Linked DNA regions of Homo sapiens: region 2 is linked to region 1. A link is a loop called in an ENCODE intact Hi-C map of the cell type or tissue named here. Cell type or tissue: Panc1. All regions are shown on one strand. Each heading gives the region's core, and the rest is flanking DNA. Links, peaks and the distances in the headings are about the cores only. Region 1 holds the start of LOC124909457 (a long non-coding RNA gene). Region 2 overlaps FNDC3B (fibronectin type III domain containing 3B).

What was found. Peaks named below come from ENCODE experiments on the same cell type or tissue, not always from the same donor. Only the 100,000 strongest peaks of a DNase experiment are listed, where the experiment ranks them.
Region 2: it touches region 1 in a loop (3-fold over the local background); 8 of 110 quality-filtered maps call a loop at or near these places.

Annotation. Positions count from the first base shown.
Region 1 is chr3:172,661,590-172,674,581 of GRCh38, reverse strand. The region is part of intron 1 of NCEH1 (neutral cholesterol ester hydrolase 1); the gene reads left to right. It overlaps LOC124909457 (a long non-coding RNA gene), which reads right to left and starts at 8,123. Exons shown (of 2, transcript XR_007096170.1): 1 at 7,900-8,123. In Panc1, for the core only: CTCF peaks have their summits at 7,353 and 7,560 (motif pointing right); a DNase peak (open chromatin) is centred at 7,561; H3K27ac peaks cover 1,209 bases.
Region 2 is chr3:172,367,736-172,380,727 of GRCh38, reverse strand. FNDC3B (fibronectin type III domain containing 3B) reads right to left here. Exons shown (of 26, transcript NM_022763.4): 24 at 2,292-2,458. Among named protein-coding and RNA genes, the nearest start is that of GHSR, 74 kb to the left of the region's middle. In Panc1, for the core only: no CTCF peak of the experiment used is centred there; no DNase peak of the experiment used is centred there.

The DNA.
Region 1 (12,992 bases), core at 2,836-10,835:
ATGCGTTAAAAAGAAGTTCTACTATTTGGTAGCAAATTTTGACAGGAAAGGATAGAAATGAAAAAAAGTATCTGTTGGGGTAAAGGTGGGACTGAGTAAGATGAGTAGCCCTCACTTTTTTTTTTTTTTTTTTTTTTTGGAGACAGAGTCTCTCCCAGTCGCCGAGGCTGGAGTGCAGTGGCGCGATCTCCACTCACTGCAACCTCCGCCTCCCGGGTTCAAGCGATTCTTCTGCCTCAGCCTCCTGAGTAGCTGGGATTACGGCACGTGCCACCACACCCGGCTAATTTTCTTTGGTATCTTTAGTAGAGACAGGGTTTCACCATGTTGGCCAGGCTGGTCTTGAACTCCTGACCTCGTGATCTGCCTGCCTCGTCCTCCCAAAGTGCTGGGATTACAGGCGTGAGCCAATGTGCTCAGCCTACTCACTTATCTTTTATAATTTTCAACTTAAGATGTTCTATTAATACCACATTTCTTGGGTTAAATAAAGGTTTTATTTCCTGGGGTTGGGCTTCTGCTGGTTGTGTTAATTCTTGTGGGAAGTGAGCTTAGAGAGGTTACATGCTTAACCAATTTAGAGCTTTTCTGCCTGAAAAGAAATCTCTGAACACATTGGTAAGTTTTATCCATTCCCAAGTAAAAAGCTCGGTGAAGGATTTTAAGGACTTTCATCGGCTGCAGGCTGGCAAATAGAGTTTGCCATCCTGACTGTCGCCGTCCTGAGGGCTGAAAAGTATGCGGCTGAGAAGTGGCCTATTCTGTTTCTGCAGAGGAATACTGAGGTTTAATTTCTTTTAAAATGGAGCCCTCCTAGATTAGAAGGGCTCAAAGTGTGTTAGTGCCTTGAGGCTTCCTTGCCTTTGACTTGGCTGCCTGATCAGCTAATCTGTTTCCTTCTGCTACCTTATCTGTTCCCTTTCAGTGTTCCCTACAATACATCCCTGCTGTCTCTCATGAAAGAAAAACTGAGGATAACCTGCTAATTTCCTGGTAATATTTTATAGGAGATATATTAGTGTTAAGAAAATGCCTTTCCTTTCAAATGGCAGCATGAGCATGGAAAATCAGGAAAGCATACTTGGAGTCAGTATAAATGTTAGCCACCTTTCCCTTGCTTAATTTAGGTGCTCTTGTAAGAGCTCTTAGCTCAGCCAATTGAGCGCTTGTGTTTGGGGAGAGTGACTACTGCCTCTCCTGCTTTATGTACCTCTTGCTTCACTGGCTGTTTGCCGGCTAAGAGCTCCCCCTAGAGGACAGTGATCCTGCCACATTATGTGGGGTGTAAACAGTTAAATTATTTCCTAGGGTTAACTAGGAGGCTTTTCTGACTAGTAGAGCTACTATGACAATGGCTTGGAAGCATTTGTAAATAGGTCCTCCTAACCACAACTAAGGTTGAGAAAAATATTGGATTAGAGTTTTTCTTGAAATGCCCCTTATAGTTGCGCTATAGGAAGAGAGGAGGCCTGGCTTAGAGAGGAGAAAAGAGAGAGACTGGGTCTAGTGTTTAGAAGGAGGTCTGCTTCCTTTTCTTCAATGTCCAGTATCACCTGGGGCTCCTATGCTATGATGGCAGTTTGAGCTGCTGGAGCTGAGGTTTGGGCCCCAGGACCCATCAGTCCTGTGGGACCATCTGTGAGACTGGCTCTGAACCCAGTGACCTCCATATCTGGGGACAGTTCTGTCTCCACTGGTTTTTGCCACTGGATGGACAGGGTTGAGGTGGCTTCGTCTTGCTGCCTGGGCATTCCTCTTTAAAATACCCTGGCCTGCCACACTGATAGCAACTAATGGATGCATCTTGGGGCTCCTGGACTTTGCCAGCCTGCAAAGCTGCTGCTAGAGCCTTTGTCCTTCCCCTGAGCTTTCTCTCTTTCTTTTGGGCCTCCTCCTGGTCCCTATTATAAAAGACCGAAGTGGCCCCCTTCAGGAGGTTCTCTAAGGTGCTATTTGGTCCCATAGCTTGCTTCTGTAGTTTTCTTCTAATATTGGGAGCTGCCTGTGTAATAAAACTGTCCTTCAGGATGAGCTGTCTCTCCACTGAATCAGGGGATAAAAGGAAGAGTGTTCTATTAGTGCCTCTATCAGCCTTTCTATAAAGGCCACAGGATTCTCATCTGGCTTTTGGTCTATTATAGACAGTTTAGAGTAATTGAGAGGTTTGGCCCTGGTTTTCCATAGGCCTTCTAAAACGCGTATTAAAAAGGGCTTCCTGGCCAGGTGCGGTGGCTCTCACTGTAATTCCAGCACTTTGGGAGGCTAAGGCAGGCAGATCACCTGAGGTCGGGCGTTTGAAACTAGCCTGTCCAACTTGGTGAAACGGTACTCAACATGTAGGCAATTATAATGCAGTGGTAAGTATTTGTAGATCTAATACTTGGTGAAACTTGGTACTCAGCACTGTAGGCAATTACAATGTAATGGTAAGTATTTGTATATCTAAACATAGAAAAGGTACAGCAAAATATGATACAAAAGATTAAAAAATGCTACCCCTGTGTAAGGCACTTACCGTGGAGCTTGCAGGAGTAGAATTTGCTCTGGGTGAATCAGTGAATGAGTAGTAAGCAAATGTGAAGGCCTAGGACATTACTATGCATTACTGTAGGCCTTATAAATACTGTACACTTAGGTTACACTAAATTTGTTTTAAAAATTAAGTAATTGCACTACAATGTCACAATGACAACAATGCCACTAGGTTATAAGAGTTTTCCAGCTCCATCATAATCTATGGAACCACCCTCATATATGTGATCTGTTCTTGAGCAAAATGTCATCATGCAGCACCTGACTATATGTAACAAGTATGTGTGTGCCTGTGTGCATGTGTGTATGTATATATACATGCTACATTTATATACACCTGATATGTGCATGTGTAATTATATATGTAACAAGTATGTGTGTGCCTGTGTGCATGTGTGTATGTATATATACATGCTACATTTATACACACCTGATATGTGCATGTGTAAATATATATACACACATGTAGCAGGTGTATATATAGGTAGCATATATATATATTTGTATATATATCTATATATGTGTGTGTGTGTGTGTGTGTGTATGTGTATGTGTGTGTAGCAGCGGTTTTGTGCTAGAACCAAGAGCCTGGAACTGGTACAATGAAAATATTTTACCCGAAAGGTATGCTAAGTAAAAGTCCCAAGTTTCACACATTTTTGAGGATCAAAGTGAAGAACTCAAAGTGAATTATTAGGTAATCATATCTACTTCTTCCTAAACCCTCCATCTGATTCTGTGCTAAAATTTAATAAATACCAACTGATCTTTCCATCTCCATAAAATTCTTTGAGTTAACGAAATCCTACTTTCTGGTTTCTGAAGGATGGTATTCTGCAAATGTAAAAGTTTCCCTTAACCTCCAAAAAATAATTGGGTTAATCCAGCTACCACAAGTGTGAAATTGAGAAGCTGCTTGCTAAGATTGAATTTAATATTGTCACATGTCATCTGAGAGCTGCTTGTCTGATCATGTTGCCACTGGACAAAGTAAGCCTTACTACAAAGGATAAAAGAATGATTATTTCAATATCCAGTCATAGTTCATCATCAAACTCTGAGTAAAATGGAGAGAAAAAGACGTTTTATCTTATATGACTATGCATTTCTCTGGGAAGTCATTTATCTGGTTACTATCTAGGAGAGCAAAGATAATGGGAAAAATCTTCCATTATTCTCAACTATAATTTTAAATATGAAATTTTCATAAAATAGGTTTTTGGTTCTTTTAAAAGCCCTCAATATAAGAAAATGAAATATTAGAAACTTATTTTATAAAATATATTTGTGAACCATAAAACCCCATATAAAACGGAAATTATTATTACCATTAACTACTGATGCTTCTAATGTTATTCTCTAATGGTTAAAAAATGACTAGAATTTAGAGTTACTGCCAATATATGGGGAGGATTTTATAAAAATAGCTTTATTCATTTGCATGTTAAGCAAGAGTGTGATTACTGATGGCCGTAAGAGTCCCTTGCTGCTTTAAGCTCTGCTCTGCTGCTGACTCTACATGTGTAGCTTTGAGAGGTCCTTTAGCCCCTCCAGCTTTCCTCATAGTCAGGATGTGGCTATTGTACTTGATGATATCCCAAACATGCTTCTGATTCCAACATTCAATGGTTCTGTGATATTTCTACCTTATTAGAAAAGACATTCACTTTAAAAGTATAAACGCTGTAGTAACTTTTTTCTTTCATTGTTTTCAATAAAAGTGTAATGGAAGTAAACTGACAAGTTTAGGAGGCTTTCAGAACATAAAGGAGAAAGGCTGACAGCTCTTGAGAACCTCTTTGCTTTCAGCTGAGAGCAAGTAGAGAATGCTTGCTCTCTGGCCCTGAATGTCATAATATTATGTTCAGAATCATTGAAATGTCTGACAACACTGTTGATTAAAAATGAGAATCATTAGGTCATGTCTGCCGTTATAGGATGAAGGGTAGTTTGAACAGTGTGAAAAAAACTATCCCAAAAGGATGATTTGTCTTAGACAATATTAACAAAATTTCAAATTATAATATGAATAGTAATTTATAGTAATTCACTTTTCTTATTTTTCTATATTTAGCTTTATCTTAAAAGTTCCTGTTCATTGGTAATGCTTTGAAAAATGCTGGATTTAGAATTATGGACTATCAACTAATATTATGGATGATATTATTTAGAAACCATTCTGTATGCTACACAAGTCCTTTGAAAATGATATGAGCTGGACACAGTGGCTCACACCTGTAATCCCAGCCCTTTGGGAGGCCAAGGCAGGTGGATCACGTGAGGTCAGGAGATCAAGACTAGCCTGGCCAAGATGGCGAAACCCCATCTCTACTAAAAATACAAAAATTAGTTGGGTGTGGTGGCAGGTGCCTGTAATCCCAGCTACTCAGGAGGCTGAAGCAGGAGAATCACTTGAACCCAGGAGGCGGAGGTTGCAGTGAGCCGAGATTGTGCCACTGCCCTCCAGCCTGGGTGACTCCATGTCAAAAAAATAAATAACCACTAAAATGGCTATTATTCATCTTTCAAAATCTGTTAATACCTGGAAGTTCTGCATGACCTTTAGGAAAACTACATCCACAAAACATTCCTTCTAGTTTCCTAATAAGTTTTAGAAGAAATATTACCATTCTGAGCTAAAATAGTTCTACTTCCTTAGGGCAAATTCCTCTCATAACATGAAATAGGCAAATACAATTACTCTAAAAAAAGTTCAGCCATAGCATCTTAGAGTTTAAAGGAATAACCCTTAGGAGTTCACATAATTTTTTTCCACTGCTTCCTAGGCAGATCTCATTTAGTGTAGCTGGCGTGTTGCCCTGCCCACACGAACAGTGGACTTCTCCAAACATTTCTTTAAATATTTTTCTCACAAAATGAGAAGTTGAATCAAAACGTTGGTGTTAATTCAGTGTCTCAAAGACATTAGACCCAAGGCCTCTGTCTTTTCCTCATGGTTGCTGATGAAGGCCGAAGCTATAGCCATAATGGTAATATTCCAGTTGGAGAGAGAAGAAACTACTCTTTTGTATACTAAAAATACAAAAATTAGCTGGGTGTGGTGGCATGCGCCTGTAGTCCCAGCTACTTGAGAGGCTAGTACAGGAGTCGCTATGTTTTTAGCCAGCCCATTCAGTTTTTGTAAAGCTCCATCATTACATTTTTCATCATACTGACCTAATACCTAGCTATATTTAGCTTGCTCACGCTCTGCCTTCTGGGGGGAAAATATATATGTCTGTGCATTCTCTATATCTACCTAGTATCAATTAGAGTTTTATGTTTTCCTGCATGTAACAGAAAACACGTTAACAGTGGACTTCTCCAGATACTTCTTTAAATATTTTTCTCACAAAATGAGAAGTCGAATGAAAGCATTGGTGTCAATTCAGTGTCTCAAAGATATTAGACCCAAGGCCTCTGTCTTTTCCTCACGGTTGCTGATGAAGGCTGAAGCTATAGTCATCACGGTAATATTCCAGTCGGAGAGAGAAGAAACTACTCTTTTGTAAACTAAAAATACAAAAATTAGCCAGGTGTGGTGGCAGGTGCCTGTAGTCCCAGCTACTCAGGAGGCTGAGGCAGGAGAATCGCTTGAACCTGGGAGGCGGAGCTTGTAGTGAGCCGAGATTGTGCCATTGCACTCCAGCCTGGGCAACAGAGCGAGACTCTCTCAAAAAAAAAAAAAAAAAAAAAAAAAATGCTTCCTTTTCCATTTGTTTCCTGAGCTTATTGGTGTTCCAGTTAGGGTTATTTACTGAAACTGCTTCCCTCCCTATTGGGAATGGTGTTTCTGATATTTTTTCACTTTCCCTACCTGCTTTCTTCCCTTTTGGTGTATTATAGGAGATATATTGCTCATCTCTGAAATTATCTGCTGCTTACAGAGCTACCTGCTCTTCAACTGCAGTGAGGGTCTGGTTTAGGAGGAGAGTAACATCCCTGCATGTGAGGTGAAATACCTGAGTTAAATTTTGGAAAGCTTTTATGTACCAATCATGGTTGTTAGAAAATTGGCCTAAGTCATCTTTTATTTGCCTAAGGTTTTGTTATGAGACGGGAACTTGAAGGGGGCCCAAATAAGGGGGATCCTCAAATGGTTCCCTGGAAGTTGCTTCTTTAACTTTTGGGGAACTGTTTTCCCTGGGACTGCCCAATATGATTGCTAAAAGAGCTGGGTTGATCTTACAGTGCTTGGCAAAGGTTTAGTAAAAATGCCATGCCCTTGTATAAAAGAAAATGAGTTGCTTTTCTCTTTAAAGTCCTTAGGTTAAGGAAGTGTTCCAGTGCTGTAGAGTGCACTCCAGAGGGGTGCAAGCTGAAGAAAATCTGTTACCCATCTAGAAAAAGAAGTGAGAATAAAAGCATCCTCTTAGTCTCCTTCCTTTCCGTATGACCTAGGGTGGAGGAAAAGACAGGGAGTGTTCGACTGTTTTCCCTCCCTGGTTCCTGGGTTCTGCCACCAAGTTAAATATGCCGCCCATGGTTGAAGACATGGTCCTCCAAGCCATGGAACTGGATAAACTAAGTGATGGGACTAACCGTGCTTTACTGCGCAACCTTAGGTCATCCACCTTCTGTGATTTCCCTTTGACTTCCTAAACCTGTGTGATCTGCCTGGCTCCCCAAAAAACGTATCTCCAGAGAGACTGTGTCGTCTTTGAGCAAGGCTCCTTTAATGGAGGTAGTGTGCTAGATTGCCTGCTATTATGCCCCGTGCTAAAGCATTTACTCCTAGAAAAATGGTTCTGGTTAACTTCCGTACTTAAAATCCCCTTACTAATTAAGTACTGTCTTGGAGACAGAGTAGGTGCCTTAAAAATACATAGGAACCGAATGGCCGTTTTCCCTGCTGATGGGACGCATTGAGACTAAAATTTGGCCACAGAAGACATCTTACTCCTAACTGTTGAAAACAGAGCTCTCCTGTTTACACAAGTAGCCTAGAGCCTGATTTTTAGTGGTGTGAAAGGAGATTGCAGTGTACAGCAAAGGACCAGCAATATGTCCTATGAAGAGGATTTCTATTTCCACTAGGCGGCGCTGTTGGCTTAGAAATACCTTGGGCTCGCCAGAGGATTACTAGCCGGTAATCTCACTGTTGGAGGTGGAAAAGGGGAGAACTCTGTTCCTAGAAGGTTGCAATGGCATTTTCCTGAGCTATATCCCAGGTCTACAGCATTTCCTGATCTTGCCTAACAGGATTACTTCTCTAGGCTGTAAAAATTCCCACACATTCAACACACAGAAAGTAAGAGATCGCAGACAGAGAAACCAGGAAAGAAGGAAGGTTTTGCAACAGGATAGCCGGCAGACAGCCTTGAGATTAAAGGACAGATCTGAGATTGAGATTTGCTCCATACTCACCGCTCCGATGAATGAATTCCTGGCCAATGCACCAAAATGATACGGCTCCGATGACTGGAGGAACACCAGGGTCCTTGGTCTCGCACCAGTTTAGATAAAATGACACAGACACACATGTAATGGTTTTAAGGAGTGGAGAGTTTATTAGGCAAGAAGGAAGGAAGAAGAAAACAGCTCCCCCATACAGAGACAGAGGGAGGGGGGATTAGAACAAACAGAAACTTGGTGTGTGGCAGAAAAGTGGTTGCTTATATTGGGATGCTGCAGGGGGCAGTGTCTGGTTTGCATAGGGCCCAGGGGATTGGTTTGACCAGGTGTGTCATTTATGTAGCCTGCAAAACACCTGGTCCACCCACCTTAGCCCTTTAATATGCAAATGCAGGTTGCCATGATGTTCTGAACACATGGTGTTATCCGGAGGCAGCCATGACACGTGGCACACACCGGGACAGGAAGAAGAAGGCAGGAGTTGCCATATTGGGTGGACAATTTCTAATAGCCAGCATTTGCATATCAAAGCTTGCCAGACTGGCCCTTCAAGTCGTTTTTCTGTTAGAAAAGAAATGGCTTGGGTTCCAAGAATAGAAGCAGCTCCAGTCTACAGCTCCCAGCATGAGTGACACAGAAGATGGGTGATTTCTGCATTTCCAACTGAGGCACTGGGTTCATCTCACTGGGACTTGTTGGACAGTGGGTGCAGCCACGGAGTGTGAGCCAAAGCAGGGTGGGGCATCGCCTCACCCGGGAAGCACAAGGGGTCGGGGAATTCCCTTTCCTAGCCAAGGGAAGCTGTGACAGATGGTACCTGGAAAATCGGGACATTCCCACCCTAATACTGTGCTTTTCCAGTGGTCTTAGCAAATGGCAGACCAGGAGATTATATCCCGCGCATGGCTCGGCGGGTCCGACACCCATGGAGCCTTGCTCACTGCTAGCACAGCAGTCCAAGATCAAACTGCGAGGCAGCAGCAAGGCTGGGGGAGGGGTGTCCACCATTGCTGAGGCTTGATGAGGTAAACAAAGTGGCCAGGAAGCTCGAACTGGGTGGAGCCCACCACAGCTCAACGAGGCCTGCCTGCCTCTGTAGACTCCACCTCTGGGGGCAGGGCATAGCTGAACAAAAGGCAGCAGAAACTTCTGCAGACTTAAACATCCCTGTCTGACAGCTTTGAAGAGAGTAGTGGTTGTCCCAGCATGGAGTTTGAGATCTGAGAACGGACAGACTGCCTCCTCAAGTGGGTCCCTGACCCCTCAGTAGCCTAACTGGGAGGCACCTCCCAGTGGGGGCCAACTGACACCTCATACAGCCAGGTGCCCCTCTGAGACAAAGCTTCCAGAGGAAGGATCAGGCAGCAACATTTACTGTTCTGCAATCTTTGCTGTTCTGCAGCCTCTGCTGGTGATACCCAGGCAAACAAGGTCTGGAGTGGACCTCCAGCGAACTCCAACAGACCTGCAGCTGAGGGTCCTGACTGTTAGGAGGAAAACTAACAAACAGAAAGGAATAGCATCAACATCAACAAAAAAGACATCCACACCAAAACCCCATCTGTAGGTCACCATCATCAAAGACCAAAGGTAGATAAAATCACAAAGATGGGGAGAAACCAGAGCAGAAAAGCTGAAAATTCTAAAAATCAGAGTGCCTCATCTACACCAAAGGATCACAGCGCCTCGCCAGCAACGGAACAAAGCTGGATGGGGAATGACTTTGATGAGTTGACAGAATTAGGCTTCAGAAAATCGGTAATGACAAACTTCTCCCAGCTAAAGGAGGATGTTCGAACCCATCACAAAGAAGCTAAAAACCTAGAAAAAAGATTAGACAAATGGCTAACTAGAATAAACAGCATAGAGGAGACCTTAAATGACCTGATGGAGCTGAAAACCATGGCACGAGAACTACGTGACACATGCACAAGCTTCAGTAGCCGATTCGATCAAGTGGAAGAAGGGGGTCAGTGATTGAAGATCAAATGAATGAAATGAAGCAAGAAGAGAAGTTTAGAGAAAAAAGAGTAAAGAGACAAACAAAGCCTCCAAGAAATATGGGACTATGTGAAAAGACCAAATCTACTTTTGATTGGTGTACCTGAAAGTGACGGGGAGAATGGAACCAAGTTGGAAAACACTCTGCAGGATATTATCCAGGAGAACTTCCCCAACCTAGCAGGGCAGGCCAACATTCAAATTCAGGAAACACAGAGAATGCCACAAAGATACTCCTCGTGAAGAGCAACCCCAAGACACATAATTGTCAGATTCACCAAGGTTGAAATGAAGAAAAAAATGTCAAGCGCAGCCAGAGAGAAAGGTCAGGTTACGTACAAAGGGAAGCCCATCCGACCAATAGTGGATCTCTCTGCAGAAACTCTACAAGCCAGACGAGAGTGGGGGCCAATATTCAACATTCTTAAAGAAAAGAATTTTCAACCCAGAATTTCATATCCAGCCAAACTAAGCTTCATAAGTGAAGGAGAAATAAAATCCTTTACAGACAAGCAAATGCTGAGAGATTTTTGTCACCAGTAGGCCTGCCTTACAAGAGCTCCTGAAGGAAGCACTAAACATGGAAAGGAACAACTGGTACCAGCCACTGCAAAAACATGCCAAATTGTAAAGACCATCGAGGCTAGGAAGAAACTGCATCAACTAACGAGCAAAATAACCAGCTAATATCATAATGACAGGATCAAATTCACACATAAGAATATTAGCCTTAAATGTAAATGGGCTAAATGCCCCAATTAAAAGACACAGACTAGCAAATCAGATAAATCAAGACCCATCAGTGTGCTGTATTCAGGAGACCCATCTCACATGCAGAGACACACATAGGCTCAAAATAAAGGGATGGAGGAAGATCTACCAAGCAAATGGAAAACAAAAAAAAGCAGGGGTTGCAATCCTAGTCTCTGATAAAAGAGACTTTAAACCAACAAAGATCAAAAGAGACAAAGAAGGCCATTACATAATGGTAAAGGGATCAATTCAACAAGAAGTGCTAACTATCCTAAATATATATGCACCCAATACAGGAGCACCCAGATTCATAAAGCAAGTCCTTAGAGACCTATAAAGAGACTTAGACTCCCAAACAATAATATTGGGAGACTTTAACACCCTACTGTCAACATTAGACAGATCAACGAGGCAGAAAGTTAATAAAAATATCCAGGACTTGAACTCAGCTCTACACCAAGCAGACCTAATAGACATCTACAGAACTCTCCATCCCAAATCAACAGAATATACATTCTTCTCAGCACCACATTGCACTCATTCCAAAATTGACCACATGGTTGGAAGTAAAGCTCTCCTCAGCAAATGTAAAAGAACAGAAATTATAACAAACTGTCTCTCAGACCACAGTGCAATCAAATTAGAACTCAGGATTAAGAAACTCACTCAAAACTACTCAACTACATGGAAACTGAACAACCTGCTCCTGAATTACTACTGGGTAAATAAGGAAATGAAGGCAGAAATAAAGATGTTCTTTGAAACCAACGAGAACAAAGACATGACATACCAGAATCTCTGGGACACATTTAAAGCAGTGTGTAGAAGTAAATTTATGCACTAAATGCCCACAAGAGAAAGCAGGAAAGATCTAAAATTGACACCCTAACATCACAATTAAAAGAACTAGAGAAGCAAGAGCAAACACATTCAAAAGCTAGCAGAAGGCAATAAATAACTAAGATCATAGCAGAACTGAAGGAGATAGAGACACAAAAAACCCTTCAAGAAATCAAAGAATCCAGGAGCTGGTTTTTTGAAAGGATCAACAAAATTGATAGACCGCTAGCAAGACTAATAAGAAAAGAGAGAAGAATCAAATAGATGCAATAAAAAATGATAAAGGGTATATCACCACCGATCCCACAGAAATACAAACTACCATCAGAGAATATTATGAACACCTCTACGCAAATAAACTAGAAAATCTAGAAGAAATGGATAAATTCCTGGACACATACACTCTCCCAAGACTAAACCAGGAAGAAGTTGAATCCCTGAATAGACCAATAACAGGTTCTGAAATTGAGGCAATAATTAATAGCCTACCAACCAAAAAAATTCCAGGGCCAGACAGATTCACAGCCAAATTCTACCAGAGGTACAAAGAGGAGCTGGTACCATTCCTTCTGAAACTATTCCAATCATAGAAAAAGAGGGAATCCTCCCTAACTCATTTTATAAGGCCAGCATCATCCTGATACCTAAGTCTGGCAGACACAACAAAAAAAGAGAATTTTAGGCCAATGTCCCTGATGAACATCGATGCAAAAATCCTCAATAAAATACTGGCAAACCGAATCCAGCAGCACATCAAAAAGCTTATCCACCACGATCAAGTTGGCTTCATCCCTGGGGTGCAAGGTTGGTTCAACATATGAAAATCAATAAATGTAATCCATCTTATAAACAGAACCAAAGACAAAAACCACATGATTATCTCAATAGATGCAGAAAAAGCCTTTGACAAAATTCAACAGCCTTCATGCTAAAAACTCTCAATAAACTAGGTATTGGTGGGACATAACTCAAAATAATAAGAGCTATGTATGACAAACCCACAGCCAATACCATACTGAATAGGCAAAAACTGGAAGCTTTCCCTTTAAAAACTGGCACAAGAGGAGGGATGCCCTCTCTCACCACTCCTATTCAACATAGTGTTGGAAGTTCTGGCCAGGGCAATCAGGCATGAGAAAGAAATACAGGGTATTCAATTAGGAAAAGAGGAAGTCAAATTGTCCCTGTTTGCAGATGATTGTATATTTAGAAAACCCCATCATCTCAGCCCAAAATCTCCTTAAGCTGATAAGCAAATTCAGCAAAGTCTCAGGATACAAAATCAATGTGCAAAAATCACAAGCATTCCTATACACCAATAAGAGACAAACAGAGAGGCAAATCATGAGTGAACTCCCATTCACAGTTGCTTCAAAGAGAATAAAATACCTAGGAATCCAACTTACAAGGGATGTGAAGGACCTCTTCAAGGAGAACTACAAACCACTGCTCAATGAAATAAAAGAGGACACAAACAAATGGAAGAACATTCCATGCTCATGGATAGGAAG
Region 2 (12,992 bases), core at 2,507-10,506, 290 kb after region 1:
AACAGCTTGATGTGGATCACATCTTTTTTTCTCCTATGGCAATTGAGTATCCTCTATGGCTTAGGCCCTGTCCTAGGTATTCTGGAAGATGCAAAAACAGGCAAGGTAAACCCTGTTTTCAAGAAACTTAAGAGTTAGTTGAAGGAAGGGGAGAGCAAGGTATGAGACGCATACAAAAAGAAACATCAGGGAATAAAAATGAGAGGTACAAACAAAACGTTGGGAATTTCCAGAGGAGGAAAAGAGCATACCTGGGTGAGGGTCTAAGGAAAGTTTGAGGAGCAGGTGACATGTGAGAACAGTCCTGGGGAATGGGCAGCATTGAAAGCCTTTAAAAATTAAATTATATTTATATATATTTTATTTTTCACCTCCTGAACTCCTCATTCTCATTTAAAGCTAAATTATATTAGTCTGCAGTAAGGCACTTAAAATATTCTAGATTTAAAAAATATTTTCATAACTTCTATCTCTACAGCTTGATTCAATAGGACATTTTCCTATTTTGTAACTAGAATGTATATCTCCTGTCTGAACCCCCTTATACTTTAATCCCTAATTACATGCAACTAATTCTTTAGAGACAGTTGTTTCTGCTTGCAATTCTGTGTGTTATTGTTTCAGAAAAATAATGCTTTCCTTAAAAAAAAAGAAGAAGAAGAAAAGGAGCCTACGCTGGAAATACTAGGCCAAAATTCCAAGCATTTTATGAAAAAACTAAATAAGGAAGCCTATCAGATTAAACTGTCCTCCAGCTATGACAATAATTTCCTGAGTCTAAGAGTGAGAGGAAGACTACCTGATCATGCATCAGAGTGGGAAAACTGACCTTCTGAAGTAGAAAGGCTGGGAGATGCAAGCACTATCAATGTGCCATTGTATTTTTTGTAAAATGAATCCCCACCAAGAATCACTTTGAGAGGCAAAGATAGTACTCCTTCATACTTTCTAGAAAGACCCCTGAAGTGGGATAACTGATCAATGTGGCCACCCTTCCTTGGTACTAATAAACCAAAGCAGCCACAGTGTGCTCAGACATCTTTTGTGTTATAACTGAAAGGCAAAGCTGCACCAAAGGGCCAGGGCATTTACTGCCAAAGTGACCTGACAAGGCCGTGCATGTGTATGCACATTCATACTCATGTCTTAGTCACATAAAGAAGGGTCTGCCAAAGAGTCTGCAGGGCAGGGAAGCAGGAGGAAGGTATTTACCCTAAACTAATCCTGAAAGGAGCTATGAGGTTCGTAGAATCCAAGCCAAATCCTGACCCAGGTCCTGGAAAGTTCCTATAATTGACTTTGTGCCCTGGTTGTAGCTGACACACCTCCTTCATGTGGGAGTAGAGAGTCAAACACATATGCAAGGATCTCTTGTGCAGGTTGTACTTACCCTGCTATCTGTCAGCCTTAGGGTTATTTTGAGCAATAGCTCGATAAGCCACTTGTGCTGTCTGTCCCCTAAAAGACAAGCTGCAGGGACCTCCACAAGAACCACAGTATTTGCAGGAGATGAGGCAGGGCCTCAGGAGTCCATGAGTGGCTGGGTGGACAGGCTGAGCATGCTATGGTTTCTATTGCTATTTCCTGCCTTGCAAGTCAGCCGCAGTCAGGCATAGCTCTGTGGCTATATAACAGGCTGAGGGCTCAGCAGACCCGGTGGAAGAAGGGTCCAGGCAGAGTGTCTTTTGTTCACTAGCTTCGAGAGATATGGGGAAGATCTGGATACATGGGGCTCTCACAACTTCTGCAGTACCTGATCCCATTAAGGGGCCAGAGTAGGAAAGTAGTCATCCTTGAAGAAACTTCAAGATAAGTACCCCAGGAGATTAGAGCAGAACGCTGCTACAGCTTTCCAAAGGCAGTGCTCCACACCAAGAGCTGTGCGCCAAAAGAGAAAGGCTGCTGAAGTTGCCTAAGTCAGTCTCTAGGCACCAAAGTCACTGAAAGATGAATGCCAACCTCTGCTTCTCTGAAAGTCTAGGAAAGGGGAGTCTGACGCCTTCCTTGGTAAACTGTCTTAAGGGTTGCAGCACCAGGAATTTAACCCTTATTTCTAACCATTATTTTTGATAAACATGCATACCTACAGAGAAAAGTCATCAGTAGGCCCTTTCCTTTCAAGGTCTCTCATTTCCCCCAGACAACCCATCATTGCTCAATCTTCTTTAGAATGTTCTTTTGATTCTATCTTGCTGACATTATATTTAACATCAGAAAAGAGCTTCTTTCTATAAGTCCCAACAGTTCCTTACTCTCACAAGAGAGCGAGAAAGAATACATAGTCTACACACCTTTGATGGTGGGGGGGACACTTTTGGTTGTGCTGAAGGTATAGGTTTCTGAGAAGGGCCCTTCTCCAGCCTCGCTTGCTGCCTGGATTCTGAAGGAGTAGCATGTGAATTCCGTCAGTCTCTGGACCTTGTAGGTGTGGCTGGGTCCTCTGTAGATTGAAATAAACCTAGAAGAAGGAGCAGAATCAATTAGCCATCTGAACGTCTACTAATGACAAGAAATTAATTATGATGCAAACTAATGGAGCAGATTAGGCCAACCTGGTAAACGCTTTCCATACATTCTGAATTAATAATCAGCCAGTTGCTACATTAGGGTTAAGCTTAATGTCTAAATGTATGTTTTGATAAAAGAAAAACATAAACTTAAGCACATATAAAGACTGGAATGAGACTCCTTTAATTAGGATCTAGATTCTAGAAACATCAGTTGCTCATGTTTTTATTTACTAATAAAAAACAGAATTTTCAAATTTTTCATAATGCTAATATCTATAATCTGGTAGTGTAAACTAATCTTCTACTATGTACTAGGCAATGAAGTTAATGTTAACAGGACACCTGAGAAATAAGGTCCTCTTTAGCCAAATTTTGCAAATAACTGCGGTTTGGCCAGAAATGCTTTTAATTTTAACTTTTATCGATCTTACCAAGAGCTTTCAAAGCCCCATTCCTCAACTGCTAAGGAGATATTTAGGATTATGGATCGTTGAGAACACATGTAAAAAGAAAAAAAAATGCTGTGTTCAGAATCATCCATCAGGTTCATCAAAATCACAGACAAACAGCACAGGTGGGCTGGACAGTTTGGACTGGCAGCTTTTGGCTCCTTCCCCCATCGGATCCAGGACTATTTTACACTTCTCTGCTAATTAAGATTTCCATGAAACGTTAAGCATAACAGGCACACAGATAAACAAACAAGGCCTTATGTTTTAGGTGTTTTCCCCCAGGGTCTTGAAAACAACGTTTTCACAATAAAAACATATTTGAGAACTACAGTATGCTGTCATCTTTTTAAAAAATATAGTTTAACTGTAAAATTTTGGAAATAACATAACTTCCCATAAGTCATCCAGGATCTTTAGTAGATTCAGTATTTGAATCCTGCTGGTCCAGTGGACACGCTGAGAACCACTACATAAGTTAATCCAACCACAACGCCTTGTTCCTAGACAGACAGGCCAATGGATTCTACATTTCCAGGGCTTCGTCACAGCATCTGAGGACAATCCACTGTCTTCAGATACTGGAAGTTGGCCACTAACAAAATCATAATCCAAAATGTCTGACTCTTGGGCCAATTTGGCCTAGGGGTAAGCAGAATTTATGTATTCATTTAGCAAACATTTCTTGAACATCTGCTGTGTGCTAGGCTCTGCGGATTTGAAAGATGAATAAGACCTAATCCCTGTGCGTTAGCTGGTCCTGAGTGTGGGCAAGGTTTTCTGAAGCAGGGCAGCAGCTTTTCCATGTGCTGGAGCACAGTCCCTCTGGATGGATGAATGGATGGAAAAATGAAGAGATACAGATCTAAAACATTTTCTTTTCTTTTTCTTTTCTTTTCTTTCTTTTTTTTTTTTTTTTAACAAAGCCTGTCAGAGTCAATGCTTACTTTAAAATATCCACGTGTGTATTCATCAGCCTCTGCAATCAAGTTCCTGAGCCCTGGTCATTTCACCTATTTAGTGTTCTGTCTGCTTTGCTGTGTAAGGAAGTGCCTTTTATTAAAGGCTGAACATTTTTAATTTCAGGGAAAGCCAGAGTCCAGGCTGAAACCCACAAATACCATGGCAACCTATTTAGCACTCTTGACACATTACTACCCTAATGAAGACATCCTTGCTAATGCCAGAGCCAAACAGCTATTTATTAACTCAGCCTAACCTAGTCTACAATCTCTAACAGGAGTAATTGCCCTTAATTATATCACAAATTGAAGTCATGGTTTAAGTAGTGAAAGTGTTACATCTTCATTACAAATTTGCCATAAAGCTCAGTTTTTAAAGGAGTTTGGAGAGGACTACTAGGAACAGTATGCTTTCCTGCCATGCCACAATCTAAGGAGAGTATTTCTTTTGGAAAATAAGTTCAATATATATTTGGACCCAGACCCAATTATAATATAAGCAATAGCACTCACAGTCACAAAGAAATTTACTGAAGCAAATTCATTACTCTAAGTTTGTAATCTAAATAGAACAGATAACATACATATCAATTTAAAAATACATCAAAATCTTCTGTTTCTAGACTATTGTGTTCCTTTAACTTCTTGTTTTGCTCTTGTACTGGAGAATTTTATTAACTGTTTAAAATTGCATTCCAATTTATGAAAAACATAGTGGAAACAGCTGATAGCAATGAGAAATTTAAAATTTTATTTATGTCTGGAGACAGTGTTAATTAGAATTACAAAAATGACCCCATTTGTGTCTAGAAAAAAAGTGGGAGTGACCTTGAAGACTCTGGAGGAGACATGACTGCAGAGGATTTCAGCTTTACAGTTCAATCACCTTATTTTCAGTGAAGGCGGAGTTAGGCAGCTCCAGGAGGCCACCTTGGAGCTGCAATTCCCCATGGAGAGGAACTTGGGAACTGGCAGCCAGGTGCTCCCAGCAGAAGGGAGCTGAGAAGAGGAGGGAAAGGGGTGGTTCTTTCTTCCTTCAGCCTTTTCTAGAATAAGCATGCGTCTAAGCAGTCCTCTAATGTAGCCCACTGTCTACTCCGGCAATAATAAATCATGATCTGCTCGTTGCTCTGATCAAAGCCATCACTGCTTTGACTGGCCTGCCTTCCCCAAAAAAGGGCATGGGAAGAAATTATGAGAGGGGCATGGAGAAGAGCTCTTTTATTTTGTTCTCAGAATGTGTATGGAAATAGCCAAAATAGATGGTAAGTAATTCCTATGTCATGTAATTAACCAGATACTGAGCCTTCAGGAGGGAAGGAGACGATGGGCATGACAGAGGCTCTTTCCTGGGTGAAACAAGTATAAGGTGGGAAGGGGAGACATAAGGAATCCTAAGAGCTTTGGGTGAAACAGCCCAAGGCAGGAAAGCATCAAGTGTCAATTGGGCCATCTAGAAACACTGATGTACCCTGTCCTTTTGGGGCCTGTGCCCTAAGATGAACACACAGGCCCAAGGTCAGAAGGGCTGAGCAATGATGCAAGATGATCATAGCTAATGCCTTCTGAAGACTTTCTCCAGTCATCTCACTCTGAAGTGTGACCAAGAGCCACAGGGAGACATTAAAGACAGAGGTAGCAAGTTGGCACATTATTAAAAAGCTGACACCTTCCTCACTTTAAAGGTTTTCCCTACCCTTTCCTCTTCTTAAGGAAATAAAAGAGGTAAGAATAGAAAGAGAACTGCAAGAATGAAACCATGACATGAAAGGGATGAGAAAGACTTGGTACCAATTTTTATACTATGAAAATCATTTATCACAGTCATTTCCAATTTCATGTCATTTTACTCTCTACAACAAAAAAATTCATTAAATACATAAGAAAATAGATTCTAGTTAAACTTCTTCTATACCCCCTAAAGATCTGGGTACTTGGTAGGCTCTCAGTAAATGCAATTTCTGAGACTGGAATTGGCTCTGTAGACTATGAAACACCAGCAAGTAGTTTAGCCTCTTCGTGCCTCAGTTTTCTCATCTGTACAATCAGTGAAATGATGGAACCAACCTCAGAGATATTGTGAGGTTTAAATGGGTTAATAAAAGAAAACTGCTGGCCGGGCACAGTGGCTCAGGCCTGTAATTCTAGCATTTTGGGAGGCCGAGGCGGGCGGATCACAAGGTCAGGATTTCGAGACCAGCCTGGCCAGCATGGTGAAACCCCATCTCTACTAAAAACACAAAAATTAGCCAGGCGTGGTGATGCGTGCCTGTAGTCCCAGCTACTCAGGAGGCTGAGGCAGGAGAATCGCTTGAATCCGGTAGGCAGAGGTTGCAGTGAGCCAAGACTGCCACTGTACTCCGGCCTGGGCAAGAGCGAGACTCTGTCTCAAAATAATAAATAAAATAAGTAAATAAATAAAATCAAAGTGCTTAGGCTAATCCTGATATATAATAACTCAATATGTGTTAGTTATAATCATCTTAATGCTGTGAAGACAGAATTTTTAGAAAGGACTCCCTGTGTGTTCTGAGAGACCACGGACATCACTGCTAACACAGATTTTTTTCTAGGTGGAAAGTCAGCCGCATGGTAAGAGGCAACCCTGCAGAGCAGGCTGCCATGTTGGCCTCAGACATGAGCTGTGGGACTACATCTGTGAGGCTGTTTACTCTCCCTCAGGCGGGTCCTGCCAGTGAAGTACAGGCAGAGACGCTTCCTTGGAACACACTGGTGAGGTCTGAATTTGACGGCTCACATAAAAGCCCCAAGCTCTGACACAGCAGGCCTCAGATAACTGTTGATTCTAAGTTTCTTTCTGGTAAACCCTAGCATGAAATGTACATGCTGACAGTAATGTCTGGTTCCCCTTGCTCCTCCAATATCAGACAATAAAGACCTACCAAAACATAATAAAAAGCACATATGCCAACACAAGAATAATATAATTCCTCTTTCATCCCAGTTCTATAATTATTTCCCATCATTCCAGGAGGCAAAATAAGAGAGAATCTTCCTTCTTCGGGGCCAGTGATTTATGGCCATTTGTATGGTGCTCTTTCTAGGAAGCTCTGTAGGTTAACACCCCTGTGGCTAGAACCACTCAGGGAGAGATTACAAATATTCATCAAATATTTGTTTTACAAAGACTAAGTTAATTTTTTTCTTGCTCCTATATCTTTTTTAAAAGACAACTTAATTTCAGAATTCATTAATAAGTAAGCCAGAGGCCTTTTGTGATGGAACTAAATATACCAAGCATCCCAAGACACAATGATTGAAGACTACACATTTTAAATGCAGATAAGGATTCCAAAGAGCAAGGCTTTGCCATGAAGAGGAGAACAGCATTTGTCGAGCTTTCCTAGTCCTCTTCCTCTTATATGTAGAATGACCAGGGTCAGTGCTTAGATTCCACCTGCTTATGCACCACAGGCCCTAGGACATCACACCACAGCCAGAAGGCAACAGAAGGGTCCTGCTGTCTTGAAGGTGCTGATCACTACTATTAATACTTCAGTGTGCATTGCTTCAACCCTGGGGAAGGGAGGAGATCCCTGGAGTAGGAAGAAAACAACTGGAAATGGGAGGACCTAAAGCAGCAGGAAATGGTGAAAAACTCTCACTAAGCCCTCAATACCTTGGTTTCTAACAGCGAGTGGGGCTCAGGAAATAGGGATGCACTCCACGAGGAGTCACACCTGCTTAACCCTGGGCTGCTCCCCTGCTCTAGGCTGCTGAGAAGGACTGGACCATCCTTCACTCCCCTCTGTAACTCTGACACTGTCGGTGGAGGAAGTGGAGCACAGGGACTTGGACCCAGGAAGACCTGTGCTCTAACCAGCTCTGCGCTTTACTGCCACATCATTCACCCCTGCTAAGTGTCAGTTCCTCCCATTTGTAAAATGGGCACAGCATCTACCTCGTAGATTGTTTTAAGAGTCAATGCAATATTTATGTTGGTAAAACCTCAGCACTGAGCCTAGGACACAGTAAGAGCCTGGCATATGGCATTATCCAATGGCCCCAAACTCTGCACCAGGAAGGCCACAGGTCACCTTTTGGGGATCTGAATTGTATCCTGAGGACCTCTGGCTCCCAGTTCCTGCTATATAGGCCTCTCCCCAGGCTACTGGGGTCATTCACAGCTTTTGACCCAGCAGGAACATGTCCATCTAAATCTGTGATGTTCTGTTACAGCCTATGCCAGACATTTAGTTCTCCCCAACATAAATCACTCATCTAATTTGGTGGCCAAGGAATACAAATAAAATGCTCACTTTGTTATTTTCATGACATGAGCACGCTTGCTGACAAAAGCAACAAGGAATAATGTATATATAGCGGTTCCTGGAACATACCATATGCTCAATAAAGTCACTGAGTCATTTTAGTATGAGTTCAGGCTGAGGCATATGTAGCTACAGGCAACCCTTATGGTACCACAGGAGCCCCAGCCCACGCTGGCAATATCTCTGAGGGGTCTTCTACTCTACCTCCATCCCCTGCTGCCTGTGCCCATGAAGCTTCAGAGGCATCAGCTCCATGACCCAGGCTCCTGTGAGGACCAAGAAGAGGACAAGCACAGTAACACCTGTGGGGCTCCACTGTGCAGGGAGTTTGGATACAACACACTGGGTGATGATATAAGCTCTGCAGTAAGCTGGCCTGGGTCTGAGTTCAGGCTCAACAGTCTGGTAATGGTGCGTTCTATAACCAGGTAAGTTGTTTCCTCCTCTGTAAAGTGGGTACGATAAGAGTAACTACCTTGTAGCATTATTGAGAGAATTAAAAGGGATGATGAAGGAAAACACTAGACAATGCCTAGCACTTATTAAATGTTCCATAAATACTACTGTTTTTAATACTATGTAAATATTATTGTTTCTAACACGAGTATTATTAACAAAGCACCAATGCTCATGAGTCTGTTTTACAAGGTTGGAAAAGCTGAAGGAGTCCTCAGAATGGCATCCCTCTCATTTTCACTCCATGAGGTTTTCTTGAGTTGGAGAGAAGAGCTGGGCATGTGACCAAGATCACCCTGTCCTGGTGAGTCCAGGCTAAGAACTGTTGCTGCAAACACCAAGATGGGGCAATGCGCCCAATCTAGGCACTGCCCATAGCGTCGGGCATTTTTACTTAGAGAGAAGAAAGATGGGGAGAAATGCTCTCCTACACTAAGAATATTTACTTGGAAAGGGGAAATAAACTGGTTAGAAGGTTGGGTGGGTCATTAAAAGTTTACAGTCTAAATGAATTCTTGATGGCTCTGCCCATAACTTGTTTGAGCTTTGACTGTAATATCTTCTTGAAACAAGACACTCGGATGGCAATAAGCACGCATGAGTTTTAATGTTGGTGATTTACCAATGATTAAAGAAACATTCTGCACAGTCAGCCCTCCATATCCCTAGGTTCCATATCTGTGGATCAACCAACTGCAGATAGAAAATAATGGGGGAAAAAAAGGATGCTTGCATCTATACTGAACATGTTCTGCTTTTTTTGTTCTTATTATTCCCTAAAGCATAACAACTATTTACGTAGCAATGGCATTATATTAGGTATCATAAGTAAACTAGAGATGATTTAAAGTATACAGGAGGATGTGCGTAGGTTATATGCAAATACTATGCCATTTTATATAAGGGACTGGAGCTTCCATGGATTTGTGGGGGTGGGCAAGGGGGGAGGGTGTTGCCCTGAAACCAATCACCCATAGATACTGAGGAAACAACTCTGTGTGATACTATAATGGTGGAAACACGTCATCATACATTTGTCCAAATCCATACAGTGAACAACACCAAGAGTAAACCCTAACGTAAATTATGGAATTTGGGTAATAATGATGTGCCAATGTCTGTTCATCAGCTGTAACAAATGTCCCACTGTGGTGGACGATGCTGATAATAGAAAAGGCTGTGCATGTGTTGGGGTAGGTGGGATAAGGGGTATCTTTGTACCTTCAGCTTAATTTTGCTGTGAACCTAAAACTGCTCTAAAAAATAAAGATATTTAAAAATGAAAAACAAAGTTCTATGTGTTTGTGAATACCCAATGACTGCTTATTTTATTCTGCTTGCCGGTCAGAGTACTCCATGGCGGGACAGAGCAAGCTTTCAAGAGCAAAAAGATACACACAGACCTTAGCCAGAATGCAGAGATTATTACCTTCACTGTAAACTTGAACAAGTCACATAACTCTCTACGGCTCAACTGCCAGACAACAGCTGTCTTGTTCACTTGGCAGGAACTTTTATGAGATTGAAGTAAATTCTATGACTTCTTATTGAATATGCACTAGAAAGGCAAACAACAGATTCTGGGCATTTTCCAGAAATTCTTGGGGAAGACTATACTTTTAATTTCAGTATTTTAGGCTTTAACATTGTGAAAGTTGATTTTTTGCACTCAAGTGCAACTGAAGGAAGAAGTTCCATCATGTTAAATCTTTAAATGTTCCTTTATTTTAAATCACTATAGGGGGAAATGTAATATACATGAAGAATTTAGCTTTAGAATGTTTCTTTAAAACAGTTTGATTTTGAAAAAAAATCCAAGAATGCTCTAACTGGCCTATAACTTAAATTTATGATGGAAAATAAGAGATAATGCTAACGTTTCTATATTTACTACCTTGTTATCTTATAATCCCTAGGCCAACTACAGGCTCACAGCAACACATTAATATTAACTCCTCAAAATGCTCTAACCTGCTGACCTAAAATAACCTGTAGTCTACTAAAGGCTGCAAATGGTACCTTTCAAAACATGTTTCACAATATCACAAATCAACAGCTCAGCAATATTCATTAAAAATGACATGTCTTTTTTTTTTTCTTAATTTCCCTGGGCTCCATGGATTGTGTGTATGTGTATGAATGAGAGAGAGAAAGAGAGAGAGAATTTCGTATGTTACTCAGGTGGCATTTGGGAACGAACGGTGCTCAAAATAGAAATGGATAGTATTCGCCCTCACTCTGCCAAGAACACAGAGTCCGACCATGTCTATGGAGAAGCAGATGGCATCATGTGGGGACACCTGAGGCAGGGAAGGTGCAATACCTAAACTGATTTTGATGTTGGCAAGAGTCCCCGTTTACCGACTAAGCATGAACGTGCCAACAGCTATTGAGAAAAGAGGTTAATTTCCTAACCCTCTGTCCCTGGCTGTATATGGACCTTTTTTGGCTTGTGAGTGATCAGGTTGTAATACTGTTTCATTAATGGGTGGAATTTTTTTATGCTCCTTTTCTAAGAGATAAAATTTCACTATACCTATTGATGGTGGAAATTCTTTACAAAGAATAAAGGAATAAAACAAAAAAAAACTTTTTTTTCGGTATACTTTAGACATTAATGTATTAAAATGGAGATTTATTTATATTTAAAAAAAGGATGACTAGAATTTCTAAAGACCACCTGAAAAGCTTGCAATCTCCCACTCTCCTACTTTGCTTTCAAGTATATGCAGTGAAATCTTCAAGGATACTCTTCCCAGAGTTTTCCAAATTTCTATTTGCCTACTAATGTTTTAGTGGCCTTGTTTCAACCTGAAAAAAATGCTATCTAATTCCATTCTGTTATTTTTGTTTTTAGTAAATGAGAGGTAAAACTGTAATCTGCCTTCTATTTCTGGTCCAATTAAGATCTCAAATAGTTCATTTGCCACCTCTCACCTCTGTCTGTGCCTGGATATTTTAGCCTAAGATTGACTAAGCTACTCGGTTTCAAAGGCTAAATTGTTATGCTCCTTTTCTAAGAAACAAAAATGTTACTTTCTTTTTTTTGAGATGGAGTCTTGCTCTGTCGCCCAGGCTGGAGTACAGTGGCGTGATCTTGGCTCACTGCAACCTCTGCCTCCCAGTTTCAAGCAATTTTCCTGCCTCAGGCTCCTGAGTAGCTGGGACTATAGGCATCTGCCACCATGCCAGGCTAATTTTTGTATTTTTAGTAGAGACGGGTTTTCGCCATGTTGGCCAGGCTGGTCTTGAACTCCTAACCTCAGGTGACGCATCTGCCTCGGCCTTCCAAAGTGTTGGGATTACAGGCATGAGTCACCGCATCTGGCCAAGAATGTTTCTAAAATCTTTTTTTCCCCAACAATTAAGGACTGAAGACAGCTATCATTATTTGCATTTTGTAGTAGGGGAAATTAAGGCAAAAAGAAGTGAAGGGATATGCCTCTAGTCACCTAGAAACCCAGCAACAGTTCTGAGATTTCAACAGAGATTTGATACCCATGTCGAGAATCATGATAGCCTGCTGGTGGATGTCATATGAAAATGTCATTTATCAAACAATGATGATTATATGGATCGGGGACTAGTCAGAGAAGCACTGGAAACAAATCCTGAGGGTTTCTTAAGGGCCTGGCCCTGAGCTGGCTGCCTCACATCTGTTTCATTTAATTTGGCAACATGGTCTGATAAATGTAAGCAGGAGTTTGTTCTATAATAGGCATACGCTGAGAAAGCTCACACCTCCTCAGTGCCCATATATTCCAGACTTTTTTTTTTTTTTTTTTTTAAGAGTCTGGGTCTCACTCTGTTGCCCAAGCTGTAGTGTAGTGGTGCGATCACAGCTCACTGCAACCTCAAACTCCTAGGTTCAAGGGATCCTCCCACTTCAGCCTCCGGAGTAGCTGGGACCTAGTGTGTGCCTCCATGCCTGGCTAAGTTTTTAAAAATTGTTTTAGAGAAAGGGTCTCACTATGCTGCTCAGGTTCCCGACCATTTTTATTAGTTGCCTAGTGTGTATTCTTTCAGGGTTTCTATATGCAGATTCTTTCTGTCCCTCTCTAATAGCCAACAGGCAGGCTCCCTGTAAACATGACAAAGCCACTCCAATTTTGCTGGCCAAAAGGAAAAGTGTCCCGGGCACAAGGGCTGAGTTAATGGAGAGCAAGTGGTAATTATCTGCTCTATTAGATCCCTCTTCCTCCAGCCCAATTTCATGGGAGGCTTGGTTTATAAAACACTGGCTGTCTGACTAAACCTCAACAACAGATTAACCATAAATGCATTCCTGGAATTTACGTTCTTCCCGCCTCAGTGTTGTGTAAA